Regions from separate parts of the Mus musculus genome. Here region 2 is linked to region 1. Evidence: chromatin loops called from intact Hi-C (ENCODE). Cell type or tissue: gastrocnemius. All regions are shown on one strand. Each heading gives the region's core, and the rest is flanking DNA. Links, peaks and the distances in the headings are about the cores only.

Region 1 (6,829 bases), core at 1,233-6,232:
AAAAGGGCCAGTGTTCCTTCCTTGTCACTGGGATCCATCTCTGTGTTCCAGGAGAGCGCCCCTTCGTGTGCCTCATCTGCCTGTCGGCCTTCACCACCAAGGCCAACTGTGAACGCCATCTCAAGGTGCACACAGACACGCTCAGCGGTAGGTGTGCTGGAGGGGGCCGGGATGGGGTCTCTGGGGCTAAACCTGAGCCCCAGGAACCTGACCACAACAGTGTGGCCTACAGGTGTCTGTCACAACTGTGGCTTCATATCCACCACAAGGGACATCCTCTACAGTCACCTGGTGACAAACCACATGGTGTGCCAGCCAGGCTCCAAGGGTGAGATCTACTCACCAGGGGCTGGACACCCAGCAGCCAAACTTCCTCCAGGTAAGCAGCCATACTGGAGCCTCACTGGCCCTTGGATAAGTGAAGGGGGGAGGGGCCTGTCCATAGGCATCACATGGTGTCCTTGTCAACCCTAGAACCCCAATCCCTTCTGCCTACCACATCCTACCTAGGGCCTGCCCTGGGCCTGACATGCAGCCCTGTGTTCTTGTAGACAGCCTGGCAGGCTTTCAACAGCACTCGCTGATGCACAGCCCCCTGGTTCCCGCTGACAAGGCACCCACCCCATCCTCAGGACTGGACAGTAAGGCCGAAGTCACCAACGGAGAGACCAGAGTGCCCCCCCAAAATGGGGGCAGCAGTGAGTCCCCTGCAGCCCCCAGGACCATCAAGGTGGAGGCTGCAGAGGAGCCTGAAGCCACCCGTGCCTCCGGTCCGGGAGAGCCAGGTCCCCAGGCTCCGTCTCGGACACCTTCACCACACAGCCCCAATCCAGTCAGGGTGAAGACAGAACTGTCCAGCCCCACGCCTGGCTCTAGCCCAGGGCCGGGAGAGCTAACAATGGCCGGGACACTCTTTCTGCCACAATATGTGTTCAGTCCGGACGCGGGCACAACCACCGTCCCTACGGCGCCACAGGCCTCGGAGATCCTGGCCAAGATGTCCGAGTTGGTGCACAACCGGCTACAGCAGGGTGCAGGGAGCTCCGGCGCAGCGGGAACACCCACTGGCCTCTTCTCGGGGACTAAGGGTGCCACGTGCTTTGAGTGCGAGATCACCTTTAACAATATCAACAACTTCTATGTGCACAAGCGCCTCTACTGCTCGGGCCGCCGCGCGCCCGAGGACCCGCCCACTGTGCGCAGACCCAAAGCGGCCACCGGCCCGGCCCGCGCGCCCGCAGGTGCCGCCGCAGAGCCAGACCCGTCACGCTCGTCGCCGGGGCCCGGGCCACGAGAGGAAGAGGCGAGTGGCACGACTACTCCGGAGGCCGAGGCCGCGGGCCGGGGCAGCGAGGGCAGCCAGAGCCCGGGCAGCTCCGTAGACGACGCAGAGGACGATCCGAGCCGCACGCTGTGCGAGGCCTGCAACATCCGGTTTAGCCGCCACGAAACCTACACTGTGCACAAGCGCTACTACTGCGCCTCGCGCCACGACCCGCCGCCGCGCCGGCCACCCGCACCCACGACCGCACCGGGACCCGCGGCTCCTGCGCTGACAGCGCCACCCGTGCGCACGCGCCGGCGTCGCAAGCTGTACGAGCTGCCCGCAGCTGGCGCCCCGCCCCCAGCCGCAGGCCCCGCCCCTGTGCCAGTTGTACCCTCCCCCACTGCGGAGCTGCCCTCTTCTCCGAGACCTGGGAGCGCCAGCGCCGGCCCTGCCCCCGCGCTCTCTCCGAGCCCGGTCCCCGACGGCCCCATAGACCTGAGCAAGCGGCCGCGTCGCCAGAGCCCGGATGCACCAACAGCTCTGCCCGCGCTGGCCGACTACCACGAGTGTACCGCATGTCGCGTAAGCTTCCACAGCCTCGAAGCTTACCTGGCTCACAAGAAGTACTCATGCCCCGCCGCGCCTTTGCGCACCACTGCCCTCTGCCCCTACTGCCCGCCCAACGGGCGCGTTCGCGGCGACCTGGTTGAGCATTTGCGCCAGGCACACGGCCTGCAGGTGGCCAAGCCAGCGGCCAGCCCGGGCGCTGAGCCCCGCACACCTGCCGAGCGTGCTCCGCGCGACAGCCCCGACGGCCGCGCACCACGCTCTCCTTCCCCTGCTCCCGAGAATACGCCTTCTGACCCAGCAGATCAAGGCGCTCGGACACCCAGCAAGGGCCCGCCAGCTCCTGCTCCTGCGCCGGGTGGTGGTGGCGGCCACCGCTACTGCCGCCTGTGCAACATCAGGTTCAGCAGCCTGTCCACTTTCATCGCGCACAAGAAGTATTACTGCTCTTCTCACGCCGCCGAGCACGTAAAGTGAGCCTGTGGGGCCGCACCACCAGGACCCTTGACACTTAATAAAGACATTCGGTGTGATAAATTCGCTGGAGGCCCAGCCTGTTGTCTTAGATCTAGTGGGCCTCATTCCATACCCCAGCTTGTGCGGCCCTGCAAAGGGCACCCCACCGTTTCCTCCAGGACTTAGCCCGCTCCAGGGATTCAACCGCCCCTGCAGAGTTCTTTTCCTCTGCCTCTAGCTCACCCGCTGCCCTGCCAGAAAGTGCATCCAATTGCAGACTACTAGAGAGAGTGAAACCTTGTTCTTGCTGAGTCTTCGAGAAAGAGGACCAAGTCCCAAAGTGCCCCTCCCGTCACAACAGGGGTGGGTACTTATGACTACAGAGTTGGGCCTGGGTATACCCCCTGTAGTCCGTGGCTGGCCGGCTGTAGGCCACGTCTGGCAGAACCAAAGCAATGGCAGTCTAGCCATTGCTTTGGCCTCTCTGCTTGGTCCCCTGAGAAGGTGTGAACATGGCTGTTCTCCAACTCTGTAAGTCTTAACCGGCAGCTGTAGAAGCTGACAGAGAGCCCTGAAAATACCATACCCCAAGGACCCGGGCCCTGTCGGCCAGTCCACCTCTCCTGCAGCCTTCTGAGGCGGCCTGCTGATGGACCTGGGTTTACACAAGAATAAATGTTCCTGAGAGTCCATTCACAGGCCTGCCCAGTCTGGAGCATCCCTCCTGGTCTCCTCTTAAGGGCCCTTCCCAGAATGCCATGCATCCTTCCACCTTCCTGATGCTCATGCCCAAGGCCTGGCCTCTGGCCTCAGTCACTCCATAAACTCCTTTCTCCACCTTGGCAGAGCAGTCTGCCCTCCCTTGCCTTTACCATGCAGGAGGGACAGGGTCTTTCCCTGGTCCCACTGTCGGAAGCCCAACCCTGCTCAGTCTACCCTGTTCCTTAGCTATAGGGCTCTACAGATCACCAGCTCTTGCCTAACCCTCCTGCCCCTCACTCTATGGCCTGCAGTTGGTCCCTAGTCACAGACCCCAAGGTCAGTCACTATGAGCCTCTGCCTGTGTCTCCAAAGTAAACCACCCATGTCAGCTCCTCGTGTGCAGCCGACACCATAGCACTGCTTCAGTCACCATCACGTGCCCAGGAGCCTGCTTGCTAAGCCACTCCGGCTCCATTCAACCCTGCCTGGCACATTCCTCCCTTCAAGATAGCCTCAGGTCACCATGGTCTGCCTCCTCACCCCGGTGCCCTGCAGGCAGGACACCCTTCATCTCTCCCTCTGGTCCCTCTTCCAACTCTCCACTCCGTTGTATACTTCTGCTTGCCAAGCTGCTGCCGCTGCGGCTTGATGGAACCCATCTGCCCTTGTACCACCTCACGATGCTTGGCCCATGAGCATCCATGAGAACAGGGAATAACACTGCCCCCAGCCACTCACCTCTGCCAGGTGTACATCTTCCCCACGCACTGGGATTGGTCCATGGGTAGGAACATCAAGGCTCAGTGGTACCGAGCCCCTGCCAGAGCACCTTGGATAGAGTTGGGCTTTAGCGGAGTTGGCTGGGCTGCCCCCTGCCCTGGAGATCTTAAGCATGACCTCCCCAGGCCCTGCATAGGGCTCAGCTCTGTCCAAATCCACCCAAACTGACCAGGGAACGGTTGGAATGGGGGTCCCATGCTTCAGGCAATGGTTCCCCTCTGAAGACTTCATATACATGTCTTATTGGGGCAATATATACCATCCATTGGGCCTTTTGGGGACCCCCATTTAGACCTTTCTCCCTTCCCCAGCAGACTGTGACCCCACCCACCCCACCCATCAAATCCTGCTCTTGATTTCAACACTAGTGGAGACTCGGGACAGTAGAGGGCAGTATGGCTCACAGAAGCACCTGGTGGGCCTGCCACCGTGCTTAGCTAGGGTGGCCTGCCCACCACCAAGGGTATGCTACAATCCCTGAGGAAGAGAAAGGAGTCATGAGAACCCCAAGTGCACCGATGCCTCCCGGACTTCTGGAGAAGCCCTGCAGGCCTGAGAAGAAAGCTGGAAGCCGGAAGCCGAGCATTTGGGCTGGAGGCAGAGGTGGGCAGGTCCTCAGAGCATGCTTCTGTATCACCTGCCTCAGCATCACCTGCAGAGCACACTTTCTAGGCACTGGGATTTAACACTCTTTCCTAAAGCTTTAATGTCTGCACCCCTCCATGACAGGAACCTCAACATCACCAGAGTGAGCCACACTGTCAAGTTCCTGTTCTCGGTCTGACGGCTTTGACCGTAAGCTGCATGCTTTTGTTAATGCTGCTGCTGCTGCTGCTGCTGCTGCTGCTGCTGCTGCTGCTGTTTTGAGAGGAGGCAGAGTTTTGTTCTGTAGCTCAGGCTGACCTAGAACTCACGACCCCCACACCTCAGCCTCCTGAGAACTGGCATTGCTCCTTGATGCTTTATTGCTGTTTTAGCATCTAGGTTTCCATGGCAGCATCTAGCTGCCTTCCCTGAGAGCCCAGCCTTGTCTCTGCCTGGGCTCCAGTGGTCCTTCTACAGTGTGGCTCCCACTCCGGAGACACTCTTCTATTCTTGGGACTATGAGGACACACAGGTCCTTTGACCTCTTGCTCCCATAGGAAAGATGTCCCCACTCTGCCTCCCACAGGCAGATCGTCTGAATGTCACTCCAACTCTGCCACGTTTTAATGTCATGCAGAGTTTTGCAGGGATGAACTTGTATCATGTCTGTTCTCTCTCTCTGCCATTTGTCTTGCTTCCCTGGTCTCCCACGTCTCCTCTTCCACACCTATCACATTCTCTGGGTGGCTCAGGAGCAAAGCACCCACAGTGAGTTTTCTTCTCTGCCTGTTCTGAGTATTTAATTTTACTACACTCCTGCAGCCCCTGCAGACTTTTGTACCTGCACTCTGGATGCCAGAGGCCCTCTGTCGCTGCTGTAGTATGGGCTCCTGTGGAAGGCTCCTGTGGCTATTTAAACAGAGGCCTCAGGCTAGTGGCTTAAACGGTCCATGTGGATTCTATCATAGTCATGATGTACAGGAGCCCTGGGCTGTCACAGGGAGCTGAAGGACAAGGGTCGGTGGAGCGGTTCCTGCCAAAGACTCCAAGGAGAAACCTGACCTTGATTTCTGTAGCCTCTAGAATAGCAGTTCTCAACCTGTGGTTTGACCCTTAAGGGGTCAAACGACCCTTTCACTGGAGTCCCTAAGGCCATCAGAAAACACAGCTATTTACATGACAATTTATCACAGTAGCAAAATTACAGTTACAAAGCAGCAACAAAAATATTTGTTTTGGTTGGGGGCCACCACAACGCGAAAAACTGTAGGTTTTTTATTCTCCTGTTGTAACTGTTGTCTCTGAGGCTCACTAGGCCTACCCTGGAAGTTTCTAGCCTCCACACAATCTTATCTAGGCCTAGAATGTTTTCAGCCTCGGAGACTTGCTGCTGAATAAGCTCACCCTTCTAGTTCTTTCTGGGTTCTAGCTGGCTGATTTAACTCAGCTGTTCTGCTCAGAACTCTTTTCCAAGCTGACTGACTCAGTCTGGCTTCTCTCTGAGTCTCCTGAAGTGCTCTGCTTGGGCTCATACTAACTCTGGCAATTTGTCCAAATCTTCTGACTCCTCCTCATTCTCTGGCTCCTTCTGGCTTCACTGGTGTCTGGCTTGTTCCCTTTCTGCAACCTGTCTCTCTATAACTGTCTCAGTAAACCTGCCTCTTCTCTGCACTGCCCCTTAGGTAGCTTCCCTTTCCTGTCTCTCCTGAGTTGGGGGCAGAGCCTATTCTGTCAGATCTTCCTCTGATTCGTCACTTTTTCTGCCACTCAATTAGACATCACTTTCAAACATTAGTGCTTCCTTCTACAAACTAACTTTACCTTCACTGTTTGGGATTAAAGGTGGGTACTAAGGGCGTGTCTGTCTTCCTGTCGGAGAGATTAAAGGTGTGTGCTAAGGGATGAGCCACACCACAGCCAGAACCAGGTTTTTTTCAGTAAATACACAATTTGGGGGTTCACAATGTGATGAAATATCCTGCAATATCGCAGTATTAGGAAGGTTGAGAACCACTACCCTAGAAGTTTCTACATGACTTAGCTCGTGGCTCCTCCCTCTTCAGAGCCAGACTCTGCTGTCTCTCTCGCTCCCGCTACTGATCAGCCTTGTCACCCCTCACTAGAGAGTCTAGGACAGTTTATCCCAAAGTCAGCTAGGGAGGAACAGCTACTCTATGTCAACCCAGTTCTTACTTGAGATGGGCTATAGACATCTTCAAGGTCACTCTGCCACCCCACCCCACCCCCTCTGAATGCATTTGCTGCATTGTCTGAGGTGGTGTCTTAGGGTTTTACTGCTGTGAAGAGACACCATGACCAAGGCAACTCTGATAAGGACACCATTTAATTGGGGCTGGCTTACAGGCGCGGAGGATCAGTCCATTATCATCAAGGTGGGAGCATGACAGTGTTCAGGCAGATATGGGGCTGGAGAAGGAGCCAAGAAGGCAGCTAGGAGGAGGCTTTAACACA
Region 2 (6,829 bases), core at 932-5,931, 340 kb before region 1:
GCTTAGGAAGCTCACAGCTGTGACTGGTGCTCTTGAGTAGGAACTGGGGTGTCTGGGAGGCAGGGCTGTCACAGAGCCCTGTGTACAACCAGGCACGGGAAGTGGAAACTGCATTCTTGCTCTTCACACCTAGGCTGTAGTCAGGGAGCTTTTCTTGTTCCATGTGGCGGATGCCCTAGGCCTTGGGTGTGATGGAAGTGACGGGAGGTTCGTGGTGTCTGTTGCTCTTGCAGGGCAGGGGTGGTGATGATTCATATTGAGACATCTCTGCTGTCCACACTGGTTGCTGAGTTGCTGAGTGACAGTTGTTGCACAGTAAGTTTGGAACAAAAGTATCTTTTTATGCTCCATATGACTTCCAACTCATGGTGGGCAAAGACTTGCTCAGGTCAAGGCCCTGGAGCTAACAGAGGACCTGGCCCGATGCTCGGGCTCAGGAGGAGTTGCTTGAGGGTTTGCTTTCCTTGCGGAGGGAAGCTGAAACAGACCCAGACCGGCTCTGCACTGGTGCTTGCTGGGTAGCACTGAAGGTGGAGGTGCTCCCTGGGGTACTCTCTCTGCAGTTTATTTTCCTGGAACTTAAGATAGGCGCTCCGAGCTGTTTGTATTCTGACCTGCTTTAAAGAAGAACAGAAAATCCAAATTGCTGCTGGAAGGTTTTCGTTTTAACAGTTTTTAAAAGTGATGATATCATTGAAGATTTATATGACAGGAAAAGAAAACAAATTTATTTTGCTTGAATTGTAAAATAAAGCTAGAAGAACGTGTTGTTCAGATGGTAACATGGGGTTGACATATTAGCACAGTTAGCATGCCCCCCCTGCATTTACAAAAGGTGTGTTTCAGACAGGGAGTGGGTAGGTGTTGTCTGGTTCTGTGTAGAGACATGATTCCGTGTTACCATGGGAACCTGCACTCCACTGTTACACAAGTCTAGAAGGTCAGAGGGCACCAGATTTGTGTGTTGTGGAAGCAAATACACTGAGTGAGCCAGCATGGCCCACTGGGTGACAGTTCTTCCTCCTGCTTGTCCCCTTTATCACTGAGCGATGACAGCAGGCCTAGGCCTCTCTCAACCTGAGATGGTTTTCCTGCCCCCCAGCTGTCTTCTTCTGTTTTTGTTGTTGTTTGTTGAGATAGGGTCTCCTTATGTAGCCTATGTGGCCTGGAACTCATGATACCCCTGCTTCAATCTTGTAAGCTTTGGGATTTCAGGCATGTACCATTATAGCCAGCCCATTGGACTTTGTATGGCTACTGGATATAGCATGGGCTCGCTGACTTCTGGAAAAGAACCTGTCTTTGAGAACCATCTCACTACTTATACATCATTGATGCCACCAAGAGATTATTTATTCATCTTCTTCTGAATTCTAAAATTCAGCTGTTTCCATCCTTACCTAGAGCTGAGAGCCCACACCCATTTTCCACCCTGCCATCATGTCCCCTGTGATGTTTGTTTCAGATGACCTAAGTTCTGTGACTCTAGAGAACCCTGACTGATACAGTGTTTTAAGGCATATTGTGACAGAGACTTAACGAAGGCTTCCAGGGAGAGCTACACACAACACCAACTGGTGTGTGCTCAGATGAGTTGGGCCCGTGGATTCCAACCTGGGTGTGCTTCGACTGCTTCACCAGTGTGCTTGCTCACCTTTGAGACATTGTTTCTCGTTCTGTCTGCCCAAGGGACTTACCTGTTATTTGAGCTCATATCTTGTTTTGATGTATTCCTTTACAATCAGGATGGCTTGGGCCTGCTACACCTCAGCTCTGGTGTTCTGGCCCTAGGGAGCTTATATGTGGGCTGTGGGCTGTACTGCCTGAACGTGCTTCTGAGCTGAGCGTTGCTAACTGCGGCCTTTCTCCCCTCTCAGAGGACTATCCCAATGGCACCTGGCTGGGCGATGAGAATAACCCTGAGATGCGGGTACGCTGTGCCATCATCCCTTCCGACATGTTGCACATCAGCACCAACTGTCGCACGGCCGAGAAGATGGCGCTGACACTGCTGGACTACCTGTTCCACCGTGAGGTGCAGGCTGTGTCCAACTTGTCCGGCCAGGGCAAGCACGGGAAGAAGCAGCTGGACCCCCTCACCATCTACGGCATCCGGTGTAAGTTCACACAGTGAGGCAGCCGTCCGCACAGTGAGGGCGGAGCTGGTCAGGGCGCTGAAGCCACACCACGTTCCATTCTGGGGAGTGATGCTGGGCGCAGTGGTCATCCTGGAAATAGGATTTGCTTTGGCAAGATGTGTGGCTCGCTGTGCTGAGAGGGACAAGATGTGTGGCTTGCTGTGCTGAGAGGGACACTGGGAATGGGCTTCTCCAGGGACTTGCAGATCCCAGTCTCACTCATCCTTCGGCTGCTTTTGGGGAGAGAGCAGAGGTGGGATTCCTTGATGCCCACTGCCCCAGCGCCCCCTGGGGTGGCTGTGTGTTTAGTTTCACTGGGGCCACACCTTTGGCTTTTCCATCATCTCAGGTAGGTATTTGACACCTTTTTTTAGAAAGAGACATTAGCTCTGCGGCTTTGGAGTGTTGGGCCAGTGTACCCCACAGTTAGACACGAGCTTAGCTCCAGGGGTTTGTAGTAGGTGGGGAGACAGGCGCTGCTAAGGCTATGGCCATCTGTCCAAGAGTCTGCCTTGCCTTCCCCAAATCATGGTCTGCCCCGTGCTCACTCAGCTGCAGGCCATGTGCGAGAGGAGGAGTGCGGGCTGTTCATGACCATGGCTCTGTGGCCACAGGCTCCGTGCTAGTCTCTGTGCACTGGTTCCTTAGCTTTGTAAGAACAGAGATTTGGTGAAGTACTGGCATACCTCTACCTGTGTGGGCCCTCTGCCTCCCAACTGCTGGGATTAAAGGTATGCGCCACCACACCACACCCGTGCAGTGACTCTTCCTAAACTATTACCTGGAGGAGACGGTCTCCTGGTCGTAAGTTGCAGGCAGCGCATTGTCCAGAGAGCTCTCCTGGCTTGGTGCCCTGTGGGGTATATTGAATTTCTTGGGCCACACTAGCAGAGTCCGTGCTGGAGCATTCAGACCCAGGCCCAGAGGCAAGGGTTAGCTTGGCTGGGCAGCAGCTCCTCCTCCAGGGGCTTTGCCTCTAGCTCTGGTGTGGTGGCCCTGGGTCTTCCTGATGTGGCCTCCATGGGCCATCTTCTCCTATCTCCTCATAGAGATCCCACTGCTGCTGCCTCTTCCTCAGTCATATCTGTAAAGGCCCTGCATTTTTGCCCAATGATTTTGGAAGACATTGATCCATCAGTGACAGGGATGTGGGTTTCTCTGAGTTTGGATAATCAGATGCTGTCTCTTCCCTGGTCCTGAAGGATGGCTCGGGAAAGCTGCTCAAATGCCTTGGATACAGGCCATTATATGGGTGTGGCATTGGTCTGCCATGGCTTGGCACGGGTCTTGGGATGCCCCGAGAATGCCAGTTTGCCTAGAGAGCCAGGGAAGAGTTGGGTTGGTTTAAGCTGGTGGCAGAGCAGCTTGAGTTCCGGAGACAAATGGGAGACCTCTTCTCAGAAGGGACCAGTCACTGCTGAGGGGTGGCTTAGAATGGCTGTCAGAGACTACAGACTAGGAGGAGTTGTGGGGAGGCATGAACGGGCCAGGGTGAGCTGGGGACAGCCTGCAGGCGTCCTTGGGAAACTTTGCCACCGTGCAGAGGCCTCTTCAGGCCTGCCTCCAAGCCTCTACAGCTGAAGAGCAGCAGTGCCCTTGACTTTCATGAGCTCAGTGCTCCACCACCTTGGGCAGCAGGTGACCCCACAGGCCAGCAGCTGGAGGCTTCTGTTGTTTCCAGGGCTTTTGGTTTTGAGCTTTGGTCCTACTGCATGGCCTGCTGAGCAGAGGAAGGTATGACATCAGGCCTCGTCTTGTTTGTCCTCCGCTGTGACGAAGGTGGACACATAGCCAGAAGTGACACTGTGAGATGGCTTCTCCTATTCCTTGGTTTTGCCTACAAACAGGCACAAGAGCGATGGTGTTCTTACTCAGTGAGGCTTTCAAATGTGTATCAGATGAGGTAGTTGGCCAGCAGGGGGTTCTGTGGTGACTGCGACTGGAAGCCAGGTGACTGGCCTGGGACCTACAGAGGCTTTTGTCCATATCTAAAGCCACTTGTCTCGCGTGTGGTTTCTCAGTGGTTTATGACTCTGTCTATTTGAGATGACCTGGAAGTCAGAACCAGAGCTGCCAACTCACTCCTGAGGGAAAGGGAAAAGTACTTCCAGGTCACAGGCCTGCTGTCACTGTGCCATTGCTGAGTATATGCAAACAGAACACTCAGAGACATCTCCTAATGCCCAGTAGGTAATATGGCAGTGAAAGGGTTCCACTCCTTCTCATGGCTGCTCTTGATGAGAGCAGCTGTAGAGTTTGGGGGAGAACTTCCCCCTCAGGAGACGATCTAAACTCGGTGGCTTTAACAGCCAGAAGAGGACATTTGCCAACTTAGACTTTTGATTATTGGAGTTTGAGTTTCTTCATTTATTTTCCTGTTATTTAGTGAAGTTGCATAAGCCAGCTACAGAGGTCACTGTGTTGAAGAGAAAGTCTTGTGACGTCCTTCACTACCATCCTTCCTGCTGTCATTGGGCCGTGGCAGACAGAGGACCATGGGCTGGAGACAGGGTCTAGTGGTTAAGAACACTTACTCCTCCTAGCAGTCCTGAGTTCGAGTCCCAACTCCCACAGCAGTGGCACACAGCTGTCTGTAGCTCTAGCTCTAGGTGATCCAGTAACTGTGACCTCTGCGGGTACACAAACACACACATACACACAATTTAATAAATATAAATTTTAATTGGCAAATTTAAGGATTGGTGATACAAAAAGTAAGTTCTAAAAAGAGGGAGGGCCATGGCGTGAGGTCGTGAGATGGCCAGGCTCTGCGTGCTCTTCTGTGCTCCCGGCCTGTTCTGTGCTCCTAAGGATCGGCAGTTGGGGTCCAGTGGTGCTCTGCTGTGTGCTGTGTGTTCCTGCTCTACCCTCCAGGGCTGGATGTGGCTACTACCCTTCCCTGGGGTTCCAGGCAACTCTGGGAAGTGGTTCCTGTGCTAAGAGCTTGGGTGTGTTAGGAGACAGCCTGGTAAGAACGAAGGAGTAAGCAACTGGCTGGGAGCACTGGGCAAACATCTTCAGGTGCCTGCTGCTCCCCGAATGCTGGCCAGAATTTACTGAGTGCCCCTCGTTTGTAAGGGAGGAAGGGTAAACACTGTGTGAGATCCCTGTACATTTAAGGTGTTCTAGAAAGCAAGTGTGCTGCACTGAGGGAGTTTTGGATGAGGAGAGGGGACAGTACTGTTTGCTGGTCTGGACTGAGGCGGGCTAGGCTAAACAGAAGAGCAGAGGGTAACGGACTACAGCTTTGGCAAGACCTGTATGAGTGCAGTTTTGAGTCTGATTCCCTAGGCAATTAGGATGGTATATGTCGTCTTGTGAGTGAGTTTAGGGCAAGAGAAGTTACAGGCTTGGGAGTCTGAAGCCTGGGAGAAATGGAGACTCGTTGGTGTTGGAGTGAAGCCTGGTTCTTTAAAGGTTAACTAACTCGACGGGAGGAGTGGTAAATACCTGCATCTGGTCCTGCTGCCCCCAGTGACCTGAGTGATGGGCGTCTTCCTTGATGAAGTGAGATTTTCTAGAAGATGAGTCAGACCTTTAGGAGTAGGCCAGCGGCTCAGCTGGGTCTCTTAGCAGAGCTTAGCTGCTGTTTGGTGCTCTCAGCAGTGGGGCTCAGGACAAGGCCTGCGTATGAGAGCTCTTAACTGGGACGTGTTCTTTCAGGTCACCTCTTCTATAAATTTGGAATCACGGAATCTGACTGGTATCGGATCAAGCAGAGCATTGACTCCAAGTGCCGGACAGCCTGGCGGCGGAAGCAGCGAGGCCAGAGCCTGGCGGTCAAGAGCTTCTCTCGGAGGACGCCATCCTCATCCTCTTACAGTGCCTCAGGTAGGCTCAGGAGGGCGCTGTCCCGAAGCTCCGTTCATCAGTCCTGGCCCTGTCAGTGAGGCTGGCCTTGTGGGAGCTCCCTAGGCAGTGACAAGAGCACAGGGCCTGCCTATTTACACTGTAGGCTCAACAGGAAAATTTAGTGTGGGACCTTTCTCGAGTTGCCTGGTTACTTATCTTCTGAGCGTCCTGCTGCCTTAACAGTAGCTACTGTGTAGCTGCAGAGTGGCGGTGGGTGAAGGACGGAGGGCCCATGTTGTGCTCTTTAGTCTTAGTTTGAGCTTATAGACTCAGGCTTGTCCTTAAGATCGCAGAGACATTCTCTGAGCCCTACCTGTTGGCCCGTCCCCTCCCTTCATGCTAGTGTAGAGCTTGCACTCAGGGTCTTGGGCAATCTTGGCACTGGTACTTTGCCACTGAGCTATGCTCTCAATCCTAAAATTGCCTCTTAAACTGTTTTTCATAGCTTTCTTGGCAGTAGCAACAGCTCCTGAAAGCTGAGTCCTGGGTTTGCTCAGGATCTGGGACAGCAGTGGGCAGGTGGCCGGCAAGGCTTCCTTTCAGTGCACGCTTTGTCCAGGGACTCTGGTTTGGAAGCTACAAAGCTGGTCACCTGGAGCCCTCCTTGAGCATCTTCCAGAAAGAGCTCTTCCTCCTTTGTTTTAGTGGCCATTAGTTACTTAGCTGTAGCCGGTGCCAAGGCTCTAAGGTGGCAGCTGTGTGGGCCACACACATTGTTCCCGGTAGGCAGTGTTGCTGCAGGTGGCACGCAGAACTGGGAGTTGGACTTCTATCCTGGGAACCCAAGGGAGCCTTTAGGCATGTGAGGAATGTGTCTGGTGAGGTTGTGTGTGGCTGTT

The links. Hi-C counts contacts between places; a loop is a spot of excess contacts. Peaks named below come from ENCODE experiments on the same cell type or tissue, not always from the same donor. Only the 100,000 strongest peaks of a DNase experiment are listed, where the experiment ranks them.
Region 2: a loop joins it to region 1, with 1.8 times the contacts of the local background. A loop is called at or near these places in 3 of 42 quality-filtered maps.

The regions. Positions count from the first base shown.
Region 1 is chr8:122,334,881-122,341,709 of GRCm38, forward strand. Zfpm1 (zinc finger protein, multitype 1) reads left to right here. Exons shown (of 10, transcript NM_009569.4): 8 at 52-147; 9 at 233-379; 10 at 552-2,982. The coding sequence ends at 2,311. Among named protein-coding and RNA genes, the nearest start is that of Gm46056, 6.2 kb to the right of the region's middle. In gastrocnemius, for the core only: CTCF peaks have their summits at 1,546 and 4,165 (motif pointing right); a DNase peak (open chromatin) is centred at 1,663; H3K4me3 peaks cover 961 bases; H3K27ac peaks cover 691 bases.
Region 2 is chr8:121,995,163-122,001,991 of GRCm38, forward strand. It overlaps Banp (BTG3 associated nuclear protein), which reads left to right. Exons shown (of 14, transcript NM_016812.4): 7 at 1,878-2,117; 8 at 5,802-5,969. Among named protein-coding and RNA genes, the nearest start is that of Mir7237, 21 kb to the left of the region's middle. In gastrocnemius, for the core only: a CTCF peak has its summit at 4,049 (motif pointing right); a DNase peak (open chromatin) is centred at 3,429; H3K27ac peaks cover 1,567 bases.